Regions from separate parts of the Homo sapiens genome. Here region 2 is linked to region 1. A link is a loop called in an ENCODE intact Hi-C map of the cell type or tissue named here. Cell type or tissue: natural killer cell. All regions are shown on one strand. Region 1 overlaps PUM1 (pumilio RNA binding family member 1). Region 2 has its middle 40 kb from the start of LINC01778.

What was found. Hi-C counts contacts between places; a loop is a spot of excess contacts. Peaks named below come from ENCODE experiments on the same cell type or tissue, not always from the same donor. Only the 100,000 strongest peaks of a DNase experiment are listed, where the experiment ranks them.
Region 2: a loop joins it to region 1, with 4 times the contacts of the local background. A loop is called at or near these places in 5 of 110 quality-filtered maps.

What each region holds. Positions count from the first base shown.
Region 1 is chr1:30,926,311-30,934,310 of GRCh38, forward strand. PUM1 (pumilio RNA binding family member 1) reads right to left here. Exons shown (of 22, transcript NM_001020658.2): 22 at 5,196-7,032. The coding sequence ends at 6,901. Among named protein-coding and RNA genes, the nearest start is that of SNORD103A, 5.5 kb to the right of the region's middle. In natural killer cell, CTCF peaks have their summits at 3,266 (motif pointing left) and 3,466; DNase peaks (open chromatin) are centred at 2,881 and 3,281; H3K27ac peaks cover 1,063 bases.
Region 2 is chr1:30,860,297-30,868,296 of GRCh38, forward strand. No RefSeq gene overlaps it. Among named protein-coding and RNA genes, the nearest start is that of LINC01778, 40 kb to the left of the region's middle. In natural killer cell, no CTCF peak of the experiment used is centred here; no DNase peak of the experiment used is centred here; H3K27me3 peaks cover 2,350 bases.

The DNA of each region.
Region 1 (8,000 bases):
TAAGTATTAAGAGCTCTTTTAATATTTTCTTTTAGTAGGGAAAAAGATAATTATAAATTATTTCTGGCCAGGTGTGGTGGCTTGCACCTGTAATCCTGGCACTTTGAGAGGTTGAAGTTGTTGGATTACCTGAGGTCAGGAGTTTGAGACCAGCCTGTCCAACATGGTGAAACCCCGTCTCTACTAAAAATACAAAAATTAGCCAGGTGTGGTGGTGCATGCCTGTAATCCCAGCACTTTGGGAGCCTGAGTTAGGAGAATTGCTGGAACCCAGGAGGCAGAAGGCTGCAGTGAGCTGAGATCTCATCACTGCACTCCAGCACTGGGCGACAGAGACAGACTCCATCTCAAAAACAACAAACAAACAAAAAACAAAACAAAACAAACAAAAAACATAGAGAAACCCTGTCTCTACTAGGAATAAAAAAATTATCCAGGTGTGGTGGCACATGTCTGTAATCCCAGCTACTCAGGAGGCTGAGGCATGAGAATTGCTTGAGCCTGGGAGGTGGAGGTTGCAGTAAGCCAAGATTTGTACCACTGCATTCAGCCTGGGTGACAGAGTGAGACTCATATATATATATATACACACACACACACACACACACACATATATATATACATATATATGTGTATATATATATACACACACATATATACGTATATATGTGTATATATATACACACACATATATACGTATATATATGTATATATATTATTTCTAATAATACCATCTGGAGATAGAACAGTATTACATTTAAATAACATAGACATACATAGGCCAGGTGCATTGGCTCACGCTTGTAATCCCAGAAATTTGGGAGGCTGAGGCAGGTGGATCATTTGAGGTCAGGAATTTGAGACCAGCCTGGCCAACATAGAAACCCTGTTTCTACTAAAAATACAAAAATTAGCCGGGCATGGTGGCACATGCCTGTAATCCCAGCTACTCAGGAGGCTGAAGCAGGAGAATCGCTTGAACCCAGCAGGCAGGTGGAGGTTGCAGTGAGCTGAGATCGTGCCACTGCACTCCAGCCTGGGCGGCAGAGAGAGACTCAGTCTCAAAAAATTAATTAATTTAATTAATTACAAAATGAATAACATAGACATACATAAACATACAGACAGACACAAACAGAGATTCATGGCTTCTGTTCTGAAATTTGAGCCATGCGTCAGTCACAATAATATAAAACTCCCTAACTGGATCCAAATTGTGTTCTTGACAGTTAAAGTTACCTGTTCAGATGGCTAAAGGCTTTCATTAATGTTTTTGGAAAAGACATTCAGGATTCTTTCATCTGCCACTTTTCTAAAAACTTTTTTTTTTTATTCTGATGAGTCATTCTTCGAAGTTTGCATTTTAAAGATTTAAACATTTCTAAGGCAGAAAGCCTGTTAGGTTTTCACCAAAAAGGAGTCTTGGAGCATATTTACTTAGTATTGGGAGTCAATCTTGTTGAGACTGTGGATTAAGTTTTAGGTAAGTGACAGGGGAGAAATCCAATTTTTTTCCAATTAGTCTCAGGCGGTTGCTTTTATAATAGCCAAGTTGTGTGCAAGACCAAGATTTGCATTTAGTTGTTGCAGATACTCCTGGCTCATTTGAAGATCTTTTAAAGGAAGATAGTGTCCAGAATATTCAAGCATTCAGATGGAAAAAGACAAAAGATCAAACAGCCATGCAGATTCAAAATAATTTTTTTTTCTTTTTTTGAGATGGAGTCTTGCTCTGTCACCCAGGCTGGAATGCAGTGGCACGATCTCGGCTCACTGCAGCCTCCACCTCCCGGGTTCAAGTAATTCTTGTGCCTCAGCCTCCTGAGTAGCTGGGATTACAGGCGCCTACCACCACGCCCAGCTAATTTTTGCATTTTTTTTAGTAGAGATGAGGTTTCATCATGTTGGCCAGGCTGGATTTGAACGCCTGACCTCAGGTGATCCGCCCGCTTCGGCTTTCCAAAGTGCTGGGATTACAGGCATGAGCTACCACGCCAGCCTCAAAATAATTTTTATGAGTGTGTTGTAAAGATTTCTTTAGACAGGCTTTTTTTTTTTAAGTCATTCTGTCTTTGGGAAGCTTCCGTGTACCATCGAACAATGCATCTCATTGTTTCTTAAGTACTCAGGATCATCTTTTTTTAATGTACCCATAGATGAATAATTTCATCTAGAGTAAAACTTCCCTATTGTGGCCACTAGAATTGTAAGTTATCTTCCTGAGGCACATCCATTTCACTAGAATGGCACAGGTTCTGAATCTTCAGGTTCTAAACATAAAGTTAGCTGGAGCTCCAGACAGAGGAGTTTCAGACTCCCCAGATTCTGATGAACACACAATGCCCTGTCCTTCTAAATATGTGCTTACTTGAGGCCTCCAACTGGACCCTGTTCATTTCTTGTCAAATACCCACTTCAACCTCCAGATCCCAATCTGGATTCCAGTCTGGAAGTCCGTATACTAGACTGGACCTAGTCCAGCTCCTGTCAAACACCCAGTTTCACCCTAGTGAAAATTGCAAGGGCCCCAACATAGCAAGGAAAAATTGGAGGTAATGATAACTCCTATTTATGGCTTACTGTGTTCCCAGCCCTGTGTGTGCCAAGGGCTTCCAATATACCCTGTGAAATAAAGCTATTATTAACTCCATTTTACAGCTGAGGAAAGAGAGGAAGGCAGATGACTTACAAAGGTCACAAAGGGCCAGGCAGAGCTGGGATTTGAAGCTCAGTCATTAAAATAGACTCGGAGGTGTGCGTTGTTTGAAAGCTTGCTGCAAAAGCCAGGATGTGGCCCCAGAAAGAGGCACCAGGGTTGCATTAACAGAGGCAAGGGGCTGCCTGTGTGATGTGTCTTCCTGTGTGATCTCACACTAGCCCTGTGAGAGTGACAGGCCTGGTCTACCACTCCAGGTGATGGCTGGAGAAACCACGGTCCAGAGAAGTCAGTGATTTGCCAGAGATTACATAGTCAAAGGCAAAGCTGAGGTTCATGAGCCAGGTCAGTGACCATACCCTCTCACCCCACACTCACCATACCCTGACACCCTGTGTGTGTTAGGGCCTAGTGCTATGCACTGCAGACGCTGGAGGAAGCAGGAGGAGAGGGAGTGAAGAAGGGAGAAAGCTTAGTTTCAGGGCAGATGCCAGACCTCTGGTCTCTGGGTGGGATTCCTGACTACACTCCTGAGCCCTTCAATCCAGGGGAAAGCCATCCCAACCCTGACCTTGAACCCTTAGGCCTCCATAATACTCGCTTTAGGTGGCAGCACCCTCGTGTGGCTACAGATGGTAACTACATAAAGTTACAGGTTTCCTCCCTCAAAAGGATGCCTCACTCCCCAGGGCCTCACCCTTCTGCAATCCCTCTGAGCCTCAAAAAGAGAAGATGGCCATTCATGGGGCTAATGGCGGGTGGCAAGGGCAGGATGACATGGACAGGGCACTGGGCTGGGAGTCAGGAACCCTCAGATAAAATCCTCACTTGGTTACTGACTGCGGGGCTTAAGTCTCAAACTCCTCATCTGTATAAAGGGCTGAAACATCTCTCCCTGACTCCCTAAAGCTTTCTACAAGGACCAATGGTATCTCAAATACAAAGTACTCTGTAAACTGTAAAGCACTGTGAGAGGGTAAGGGTTATTACATAAACTGAGGAATGCACATTGGAGGGACTCTGGAAGAGAGACCAAGAATGCCGGTACCCAGTGTGTGACGACAGCCCGGGCCATAGAATCCTTGGGACGGACTTGGTAGCAGAGTAATGGTGGTCAGAAGAGGGGGTGGCCCAGAGCCCAGGCCACTCCATGAAACCCAATCCTGCAGATGGAGGGGTCTGCCCCCATGCCCACCCCCTCGCATGATGAACTAAGGGGAAAGCTTTATTGATCAGAGTTGGTCTATCAAAAGACTTGCATCAGATCCTAGGACCTATTTCCACATCTATGAGATAGGGACAGCCGCATTCTTCACAGGGCTGTTGGTTCCCAGAACAGTTGTTGAGAACATGTGAAAACCATCTCATGTGTGACTTGACGCAGAGTCGGTTCACAACAAATGACATTATTATGTAAACTAATGAACAAAGATAGTTTTGTTCATCAAAAACTGTGCAGGGAAACTGGTATCATTTATTACACCAGTGTGCTGGACACAATTTAATTGCCATAATTTCCCATGACATGACAAGAGAGCCACTTTACATAGATCTGTTACCTTTGGTCCACTTCCAGCAAGGAATTTGGTGAAAGATGAGGTGAACTAACTTGCCCAAGTGCACACAGAGTGGCGAGACCCACATGTGACCCCAGGTCAATCTGACTGGAATCATGCTATCAGAGCAGCATGGACTGCAGTTCCCAATGCCCGCAGCATGCCACCTCTGCAAGCGCCATGATGGCTACTGCAGTGGGGAATGCTGGGAAAGGGCCCCAACGACAGCTGCTGAGGCAAAATCACATGCTGGACTGGAAACCTGCATCCCCTCAGCTTCCTTTTCTTCTCCCCCTATTCCCAGGGCCTGTTAGTGATTAGCCCTTCCCCTTGAGGGGCCCATGTGAAGTTCCTTCAACCATCCTGACGCTCCACTTCCAGACACCAGCTGGTGTGGGCTTCCACCTGGCCTCTCTGGCTGGACCCAGCCTGTAACTGCCAACACTTACCAAATCTGCCCCTGGAGCAAAGTCGGTGAAGAAGGGCAGATGGCATCCTCAGGCTAGGGCCACGGGCACAATTGTGAGCTCCAGCCTCCTGTGTTACAAGCTAAAAGAGGCTCCCCAGTCTGAAGAGATGAGCATGCTCAGACATTGGACTGCTTGGCAGGCCTCAGTAGTGGGCACAGGTTGGCAGGGAGCAAATGGAGCAGCCCAAACAGAGGAAACGCGGAGGAGGAGAGGCCCAGACAGACGGTGCTGTAACCCAGACAGCTCATCTCAGGGGCCCAAGGAGAATATTCTGATGTGCAGAGTTGGAAATCTGGATTTGTATGTGCAGTATCTTGATTCTGAATGCACTGGGCAGGCTGAACCAAACATCTTTGGTTTAAATTGGGCTCAAAGAGCCATTAGTTTGGCACCTCTCCTCCCACCCTCACAAAACAACAAAACAAGCAGAAAGAAGCATGAGCAGGAAAGGGCTGTCCTGGGGAACTACACTGGGGGTGGGGTGGGGGGAGAGGTTAAAATAAAGCACAAACCCAGATTCCAAAGTTCTGTATTTTTCAAAATAAAGATCACACATTGTTTAGAGACAATCTACACAAGAGTTACAAAAAATAGTTGCCCAGGCATAAGCATACACAGGTTTGTTAATTATACACATATGGTTACAAGTGTGCTTGCAAAAAAGTTCATTGGAAATATACACAAGGCTCTGGAAATGTACACCGTGTAGTGTTACAATTCTATATTCAAACAAGGAAAATTGACAGTATGTTACATTCACTTACAAGTAGACAAAATGCAAAATACAGTTCATCTTCTGTACAAAAGGGAAGGGCGATTCACACTTTACAAGGTGAGAGGGGCTCTGATTGTAAGGAAAGCTCGGGCAAGGCTAGACTTTTGCACGTCCTTTTGACTGTCACAAAATCAAAACATTACTTTTTTAGGATTAAAAAAACACTAGTGAGAACTCAATCTTGAATAACATTTAGAAAGAATCTCGCTATACTTGAGACTAGATGACAAATAAAACCAAGCTATTTTTTTCTTTTTAAACATTAACTAGGCTGTATAAAGAACATTTATTCCTTCAAAAGAAAAAAATTTACTTCTGGTTGAAATTACAATTTACAATATACAACACTATATGCTACGACCATAAAAGGTGAGAATATACACTGAATGCACAGGGCTGGCTAATTCTCTTTTCTTACCAAAAAACGTGTTTATGTTGATTCAAACTTCTCCACATTTACATTACAGGTATACAAATGTACAATTGTACAATCAAAAGTATGTTCGACTACTAGGGTACATTATAGATACAGATTAGACATCAAAACAAGAAAATACTACAAATTTGTATATATGCAAAGTCTACACCAAGTATACACTATATATTTATAGAAGCAAGACCAAAAGCAGAGTTGGATTTTTTTTTCTCATGCTAAATAATCAGATTTTACCTTTCAATGTTAATAGAAAAAAATCCAGTAGGCAGTAAACAATCACACCCGCCCAGCCTCAAAAGACGTTCTGGGTGCTCGCATCTCCTCCTCACGAACAGCCTTCTTCAGCATAATATAGTCTCCAAAAAAGGCATTTTTTAGAATTTCATAAACTTAATGTCACAAACTGAAGCTTTAGCAACTCTGAAACCTTTTTCATTATATATATATATATATATATATATATTTTTTATAAACAGTGTTAAATGCCAGTTTGGGGTCATTTAACTACAATTCAAACTTCTCAGGTTTTTTTGTTTTTGTTTGTTTTTTACTAAAATGAGGAGGTGGGGAAGAGCTATTTGCAAAACTTGCCGGCCAGGCAAATGAGCTAAAAACCTTTTCCTTTTTTTCTTTTTTTTTTAAAGCTTTTTTTTTTTGTTAAACCAACCACCCTGAAAGTTTCCACATGTGAAATATAGATACAACAGTGAACAAAATATGTGGCCTCCCATGTACATTGGTTACCTATGTACAAGTATCCTATACACCAGTAAAACAGCAGGGCAATTAGTCAATTAAAAAAAATAGTACATGTTATGTGTAATAAAATTAAATTTACAAAGGCTTTTCCACTCGTGGATTTGATTCCTTTTTTGGAGGAGGGAGTAATCCTGGAGCAACCACTTGCCCGTCTCAGACTCTACACTAGAACATTTCTGGTTGCTGGTTGGATTTGCCAGTGGGCCAGTGAGGTCAGCGGGAATGAGGGAACAGCGGGTGACACTGCCTCAGATGATACCATTAGGGGGGCCACAGATGGGCCCTAAGTCAACACCGTTCTTCATGTAGTACTTCTCCAGCTTGGCCAGAATGTGCTTGCCATAGGTGTACTTACGAAGAGTTGCGATGTGGGGCCGGATCTGGGGAGGAAAGACAGTCTGTGTTACATGGCCTGAGATGAGACTTGGGGGCAGGCTTCCCGGACATGCATTTGCATGTCATGCATCACACACACATACACACACACACACACACACACACACACACACACACACACACACACCCCTACAGCAATACCTTTCACTGGCTCAGCCCAGTCCCCTGACTTCTAGCACTTTGGCAACCCATCAGATGAGGAGAGGAGCTCCTACCCTGAGTGGTGCCACAGGGCCTGAGGACCCTGGAGGCTGGGTGGCCATGGGCCACTCCCAGGACAACACATGGAGAAAGTGCATCCTAGCTGGGAAAATACACTGCCCACTACCCGCCAGCTGCACAGTGCTTCCCTGCAAGCATGAGCACAGGCCCCTCTGGCCCCATGCACGGCATCCAGGCTCTCCTGAGCAGTGGGGGTTATTTCGGGTCACCAGAATCCTGAGCTCACCACTTGACCCTGTCTCTCCAGGTCACAGTGGATCACAGAAAGCTAATCAATGACAAGAAGAGAAATGATGAACATCATGAGCTGGTGTGATTATCCCCATCTTACTGACAGAAAACATGAAGGCACAGAGTAGTTAAGTCACTCAGCCAAGGTTGAATGGCTAACAAAGGACAGCACAGATAGCTGAGCCCAAACTGTGTGGCTCCTCCACGAATCAGGTTTCTCCCCACTGTGCTCTCAAGGCACGCCCGCCACACCAGCCTCATCCCTCAGGCTCTCCGACCTATGCTCTGAGTCACTTCTCCAAGCATTCCTTTCTGTTCTTCCTTCCCTGGGCTGATCATTTCAAGAAGTCCTACATTCCAGAAAACTTGAGAGGTGCTTCTTCTCTGGAAGCCCCTTTTCTTTTCTGTGAGCTCAGGGAGCATTCTACATACCTCAGCTGTGTCTGCTATCTTTTGCTTAATTATCAATCTTTCCATATAAACAGTAAAGGACCACAGT
Region 2 (8,000 bases), 66 kb before region 1:
GTCTTATCTTTGAGAAGAGAGAGCATTATTTATTGTGTCGACCATATGCCCAATAATTGTTAGAATATGATTAAATAAAACATAGCCTCTAGCAGATCAATGCAGACATCAGATCCAGCCCTCCCCCTTCAACGTTATCAATGTTCTCAGGTATCTGACTCCACATCTGTGTTCCCCATGCCAGGCTGTGAGTTCCCTGAGGGCCAGGACTGTGTGTCTTTTATTTCCCTGGCACCTAGCATGGTGTCTGGCATACCGTAGGTATCCATCAGTATTGGGAGACTAACAAACTAGAAAGAATCACATGGGCTCCGGGGTCAGATTGCCTGGATTCAAATCCTCATTCTGCCACGTACTGGCTCTATAAGTTTATACACAGTTTTAACCTTTCAAAGGGGCCTCTATTTTCTCACCTGTAAAATGCACATATTACTAGTATGTGCCTCATGGAGTTACGGTGATCTCTATGACACTGCGTAAAAAGGACCAGGCATACAGCCTGCCCGCTAGTAAATACCTCATAAAAGGTCATTGTTACGGTCACTTGTGTTGGGTTGAATTGTGCGGTTTAGGCTTAAGCACAACAGGAATTCAGAGAAAAGAGACGGCACCTTCACCAATAATCCAAGATGACTTCGATCATCCAGGTCAGTATTTACTGAGTACTTTCTATGTACCTTGAATTAATGATGAAACCTCATGGCAATTCTATGAGGTGGGTACTATGATTATCCCCATTCTATTTCCAGAAGCAGCCAGGTAAAAGGGGTCAAAAAACTTGCCTGGGATCACCTAGCCAGTAAGCAGAAGAGTCAGGAGTCAAACCAGGGCAATTTGGCTCCGGAGTGGAGCTCTTCACTTGCATGCCACAGAGCCAACCTCAAGGAAGCTGGAGGCTCAGCTGGACTTTGCAGGACAAGCCACAAGACAGAGGCACCTCTGCTGGGAAGAAGGACCAAGGACTTCCCGTCATGCACTTCCCATGATCCAACTCAGGGTTTCTCCGGAAGGCCTGCATCCTTCTCTATTCTCTCACCCCTGCGTTTCCCACCCTGCCAGCCTCCCTCACCCCCTTCTTTCCCTTCTTCTTCCTGTTGTCCAGGTCTAAGAGTTCATCCTGGCCAATGACTGGGAGCTCCCAGAGCAGGTGATGTTGGAGTAGGGGTTTGAAGGATCCGTAGGAATTTGCCAGGAGAAAGTGGAGGAGAGGTCAAGGTTGACTGTACAGTTGTCTCCCTACATTCTCGGCATTCTGGGAGTCTCCATGCTTCAGTTTCCTCATCTGTAAACATGAGAGTAATGAGTACCTACTGCTTCTCAGGGTTTTAGTAAAGATTAAATAAGCTACTACATGTACAATAATTTTATTTAATAAACACTCCTGTAGTGCTTACCACATGCCAGGCACTGTTCTAAAGGCCTCACACTATTAAAAAGTGCTTAGAGCATGCCTGGCACACGGTAAGTCCAACACATGTGTCTTCTGCTGTTATTATTACAGTCATGCTCCACATAACAATGTTTCAGTCAACCACAGATCACATATACAGAGGTGATCTCATAAGATTATAAGGGAGCTGAAAAACTCCTGCCACCTGGTAACAGCATACACTGGTGTGAACAAACCTACTGCACAGACCATTGTATAAAAGTCTAGCACAGGGCTGGGTGTGGTGGCTCATGCCTGTAATCCCAGCACTTTGGGAGGCCGAGGAGGGCAGATCATTTGAGGCCAGGAGTTCAAGACCAGCCTGGCCAACATGGTGAAACCCCATCTCTACTAAAAATACAAAATTAGCCAGGTGTGGTGGCGTGTGCCTGTAATCCCAGCTACTTGAGAGGCTGAGGCAGAAGAATTGCTTGAACCCAGGAGGCGAAGGTTGCAGTGAGCTGAGATCATGCCACTGCACTCCAGCCTGGGCAATTGAGTGAGACTCCGTCCCAAAAAAAAAAAAAAAAAGTCTAGTACATATGATTATGTACAGCACATAATACTTGATAATGATAATAAATGACTATGTTACTGGCTTATTTACTATATTATACTTTTTATCACTATTTCAGAGTGTACTCCTTCTACTTATTAAAAAAGTTAACCGTAAGACAGCCTCAGGCAGGTTCTTCAGGAGGTATCCAGAAGAAGGCACTGTTACCACAGGAGATGACAGCTCCGTGCATGCTATTGCCCCTGAAGACCTTCCAGTGGGACAAGATCTGGAGGTAGAAGACAGTGATACTGACGAACCTGACACCGTGGAGGCCTAGGCTAATGTGCGTGGTTGTGTCTTAGTTTGTAACAAAAGAAGTTTAAAAAGCAAAAATACAAATTAAAAAATAGCTAGAATAAGGACATAAAATGTTTTGTAGAGCTATGCAATTTTTTTTTTTTTTTGAGATGGATTCTCACTCTGTCGCCCAGGCTGGATTGCAGTGGTACGATCTTGGCTCACTGCAACCTCCACGTCCCGGGTTCCAGCGATTCTCTTGCCTCAATGTTTTACTTCAATAATACAGGTGCGCACCAACACGCCTGGCTAATTTTTGTATTTTTAGTAGAGATGGTAGAGTAGAGTAGTAGCCATGTTGCTCAGGCTGGTCTCGAACTCCTGACCTCAGGTGATCTGCCCATCTCGGCCTCCCACAGTACTGGGATTACAGGCCCGAGGCAACACACCCGGCCTGCAATGTGCTTTAAGCTACGTGTTATTACATGAGTCAAAAAGGTAGTTTGGGTTTTTGTTTTGTTTTGTTCTTTGTTGTTTTTTTTTTGAGAGAGAGTCTCACTCTGTCGCCCAGGTTGGAGTGCAGTGGCACGATCTCGGCTCACTGCAAGCTCTGCCTCCCGGGTTCACGCCATTCTCCTGCCTCAGCCTCCCGAGTAGCTGGGACTACAGGCACCTGCCACCATGCCTGGCTAATTTTTTGTATTTTTAGTAGAGACAGGGTTTCACCGTGTTAGCCAGTATGGTCTCAATCTCCTGACCTCGTGATCCGCCCACCTCGGCCTCCAAAAGTGCTGGGATTACCGGTGTGAGCCACTGCACCCGGCCAATTTTTGTATTTTTAGTAGAGACGGGGTTTCACAGTGTTAGCCAGGATGGTCTCAATCTCCTGACCTCAGGATCCACCCGCCTCAGCCTCCCAAAGTGCTGGGATTACAGGTGTGAGCCACTGCACCTGGCCTAAAAAGTTTTTAAAAATTAAAAAGTTTATAAAACTTTGAAAAAGTTATAGTAAGCTAATTATTATTGAAGAAAAACATTGTATAAATGTAATGTATGCAGTGTGCACTGACAGTCCTGCTAGCTCCAACCATGGCAAATGCCATATACACATGCATCATTTTTTAATCTTTTATAGAATATTTTATTGTTCCTTTTATTTATTTATTTTTAGAGACAGGGTCCCACTTTGTCACCCAGGCTGGAGTGCAGTGGTGTAATCATGGCTCACTGCAGCCTCAACCTCCTAGGCTCAAAAGTAATTTTCCTGCCTCAGCCTCCTGAGTTGCTGGGACTACAGAAATATACCACCACACACAGCTAATTTTTCTTTATTTTATTTTTATATATAGAGAGGCTCACTATATTGCCCAGGCTGGTCTCAAACTCCTGGTCTCAAGCAATTCTCCCACCTCAGCCTCCCAAAGTGCTGGGATTATAGGCATGAGCCCCTGCGCCCAGCCTCTTGCATTTTTTCTAGGTTTGGATATGTTTAGATACATAAATACTTGCCATTGTGTTACAGTTGCCACAGTGTTCAGTAGAGTAGCATGCTGTGCAGCTTTGTAACCTAGGAGCAATGGGCTGTACCGTATAGCCTGGGTGTGCAGCAGGCTGTCCCACCTTGGTTTGTGTAAGGACACTCTATGATGTTCACGAGGTGAAATCGTCTAACAACATGTTCCTCAGAACACATCCCCGTCATTAGGTGACGCATGTCTGTACTGCAGTATCTTTGGTATCTTCATTTTTAGTGCTGTGCACCTGCTGTGTGTCATTGTGCTGGACACTTAGGTCTGCCCACTTTTTGGGTCCTCACAAATCTCTGCAGCGATCATCACTGTGCAAATGACACAGAAGAGGAAGCCAAGGCTTGGGGGGTGGGGAGGAGGTGAAGGGGCTTCCCCAGGATGACCTAAGAAGAACTAGCTGTGGCTAACTGTGAATGACACCTGTATGCCCCCAAACCCATGCCCTTTCCTTACAGCATGCCGGTAAGACTATTTCAATATTTCCAGCAAGACAAGATAAAGGTCTAGACTTGGCCAGAGCCTTGAAAATGGGCAGGGGTGGGCAGTGAGGGTAGGGGATGGTGATGAACAAACCTAATGTCCTCCAAGGTGGGAGGAGTAATCCCCAGCCAGCCCATCTCCCAGGACTGATGTGAATGGCAAGCAAGACCAAGGACTTCCTGAACAGTGCTTCATGAGCTGAAACACATGGCTCACTTGGGAAGGGCTGCTTTTGCTACTTTCTCTGGCAATGGACAAACACCTCTGGAGGAGGGAAATAGCTAAAGCCACGCGTCAGTCATGACAATTTCATGCAAATTATTTCAACAGAGCCATTCATAAGAGTCAGTTTTCATAAAACGGGAGGGAACAGGGTCCATGAAGGCACTGACCACTTGGAAGTGGATGACGTAGAGCCGAGGAAAATAGGGCATTGCGGGAGTTCACAGGCAGGGGTTGGGCGAGTGGCCAGGGCCCTAGACTTGCAGCAGGGGAGCCAGCTCTGCATTTCCTGGGGGTGCAACCTCAGGCCCCTCTGGGAATTGCTTTCTTTTACTTTTTTTTATTATTTTATTTTATTTTATTTTATTTTTTTTTTTGAGATGGAGACTCGCTGTGTCGCCCAGGCTGGAGTGCAGTGGCACAACCTCAGCTCACTGCAACCTCTGCCTCCCAGGTTCACGCCATTCTCCTGCCTCAGCCTCCAGAGTAGCAGAGACTACAGGTGCCCGCCACCTTGCCTGGCTAATTTTTTTGTATTTTTAGTAGAGACTGGGTTTCACTGTGTTAGCCAGGATGGTCTTGATCTCCTGACCTCGTGATCTGCCTGCCTCAGCCTCCCAAAGTGCTGGGATTACAGGCGTGAGCCACTGCACCCGGCCGCTTTCTTTTCTTTTAAAGCACTTTATTATGGAGAATTTAAAATGTAAACTTAGAGTAGATAGAATAATATAATGAAGCCCCTATGTGCCCATCACTCAGCGTCTATAACGATCAACTCAAGCCCCAACTTATTTCCTCCATTCCCTCACCCACTCCTCCCCATATTATTTTGAAGTCAATTCCAGACACCCTGTCACTTCATCTACAAATATTTCAGTCTGTATCTCTAAAAGGTAAGGATTCATTTAAAAAAAAAAAAAAAACCATAACTACAGGGCCCTTATCACATCTAAGAGCATTGACAATGAATCCTTAATAACAAATATTCACTCGGTCACTTGAGCCCAGGAGTTTGAGACCAGCCTGGACAACATGGCAAAACTATGTCTCTACAAAAAATATGAAAATTAGTCGGATATGGTGGCGAGCACCTGTAGTCCCAGCTATTTGGGAGACTGAGGTAAGAGGATCACCTGAGCCCGGGGAGCTCGAGGCTGCCGTGAGCCATGATCAGACCACTGCACTCCAGCCTGGGCGACAGAATGAGACCCTGTCTCAAAAAAAGAGAAAATATATATATAAAAATATATATATTTATGTTTTTACTCATTCACTCAGAGTTCAATTTCCACTTGCCTCATAACTGGAGCATTTTAAAAATATAATTTGTTCGAATCAGGATCTGAATCAGGTTCCCACATTGATTAGTTAACATTTCATTTAAGCTTATCTATAAATTCTCCATCTCTCTCTTTTTTTTGTCTTCCTTATAATTTATGTGTTGAAAAAAAACTGGATTGTTTTTCCTATAGAGTATCCCACAGTGTGGATTTTGCTGATAAGGCCAATGTGTTTATTGTAAACACATTGTTTATGATAAAATGGGGGTAATAATTGTCTCCAAGAATTAAATAAGATAATGTCTATGAATGAACGACGATAATTGGAAGGCATCCCACAAAGGTTGTGTGTTAATGCTTCGTTAGAGGCTTTCAAACTCCTAGTGCTCCTGTTGTTCTGGTGATATAACTGAGGTTCAGAGAAGCTTAGTAACCTGCCCACCCTCACAGCTAGCTCTTGGTAGGGAGGAGACAGCAGAATCCCACCGCACCTTCCAATTGCTCTAGGGCTTTGGGATTCTGCTGTTTGAGCCTCAGTTGCTCCATTTGCAACAACAGGCCAAGAGACCAGACCTGGGGCTTAAATGAGCTAACATGATACCTGGTACCTGGCATAGTGCCTCACCCTATTCCTCTTGCTGTCTGCCCTCTCTCATCCCTACTGGTTATCTGGTGGTGATAAACCTAGATCCTCGTGCTCTGAGCCCACCCTCAGGCCGGCAGAGGCAGGGTGGGCGGCCCTGGAAGCTGAGCACACTCTGTTCTCAGGGAAGCTTGGGCTGGGTGGCTGTGACCTCTTGGGCTGCAGGAAACAATCAGCTATTCTTCCTCCTTCCCTCTTGATTCTGTTGCTCATATCTTGGGTGAGGGGGCCCAGAGGGAAGTGCTCCAACTTCCAGCAGTGCCCAGCCTATCTGTGCCCAAATACATGGTTTCCAGGCTCTGCCCTTGGCTCTAACAAGCCTAAGTCATAGTTCATACTAGAGCTGACCCTGATAGTTTGATTTCTACCCAAGCTCAGTATCACTTGTTCAATCAATAGGCAGTGTGCTGGGCCCTGCAAATAAGAATAACAGTAATAACAATACAACAACAGCAGTAATAATTGCCCACATTTGTACAGCACCTACTCTATGCCTGCCATAGTTCTAAGCACTATGCATATGAGGCCAGTACTAGTATTGCCCCCATTTTACAAGTGAGGAAACTGAGCACTGAGTTTGAATTGTTCACCCAAGGTCACATAGCTAGTCACTGACAGAGCTAGGATTTGAATAAAGGTTTGCCTGGTAAAACGTAGGTGCTGCAAAGAGAAGAATAGAAATCCAGCTACAGATGGGCATGTATGCCATGCTTCATGCCTCCAAATACCAACCTTATTGTCCTCATTTGCCTTCAAGGAAATCGAGGCTCAGAGAGGTAGAGCAAAGAGTCTGCTTGACTTCAAGACCATGCTCTTTCTACTCCTCCAAGCTGAAAATAAAATCACATCACTAGAACTCAAGAGAGAAGGGGAGAAGGGTAGGAGGGAGACGGCGGGCTGACAGCACTCAGAAGATGGGGCATTGCCTTCTGAAGCTTCCTGAGTGAACAGCCACTCATGCTTGGCTTTGAATCTTGGTAAACCAACCCCTCACATCATAGCAGGTGTCTAACTGGCCCACTCCTGTGAGGACCTCCCAGTGGCAGGTCTGGCCCCTTCACCCCATTTTATAGCTGTGCAGACTGAGGCTCCAAGGAGTCAAACTGTCTGAGGTCCCACAGTGAGGCCCCGGGCACCAGGGCTCTGTCCCTGAACTGCCTAGCAGTGAGGGGCAATCTTGGTGGGGCTTGGAGGTGGCAGCTGAGAAAGAATGACCCCCCCCCTCCCACAACCACCGCCACCACCACAGACCAGTGTCATCACACAGTCACAAGACTCTGGTTATCAGCTATCTCCCGGATAGACTGTACATGCTCTAGGGAGAGGGGTCGGGGCTGTTGTGGGGACCCCTCGGCTCCCAGTTCCAAGCACAGAGCCAGGCACAGAAACTTCATTGGAAGGAGGGAGGGATGGGTAGGATGGTGTACCAAAGCCATAGGCCTCGGGCTCCAACCCACTCCCAGGGCCAACAGCACCCTGCCTATCACATATTAAGAAGAAATTTCTTTCTTTTTTTTTTCTTGAGACAGGTTCTCACTCTGTCACCCAGACTGGAGTGCAGTGACGCAATCTGGGCTCACCACAACCTCTGACTCCGGGGTTCAAGTGATTCTCCTGCCTC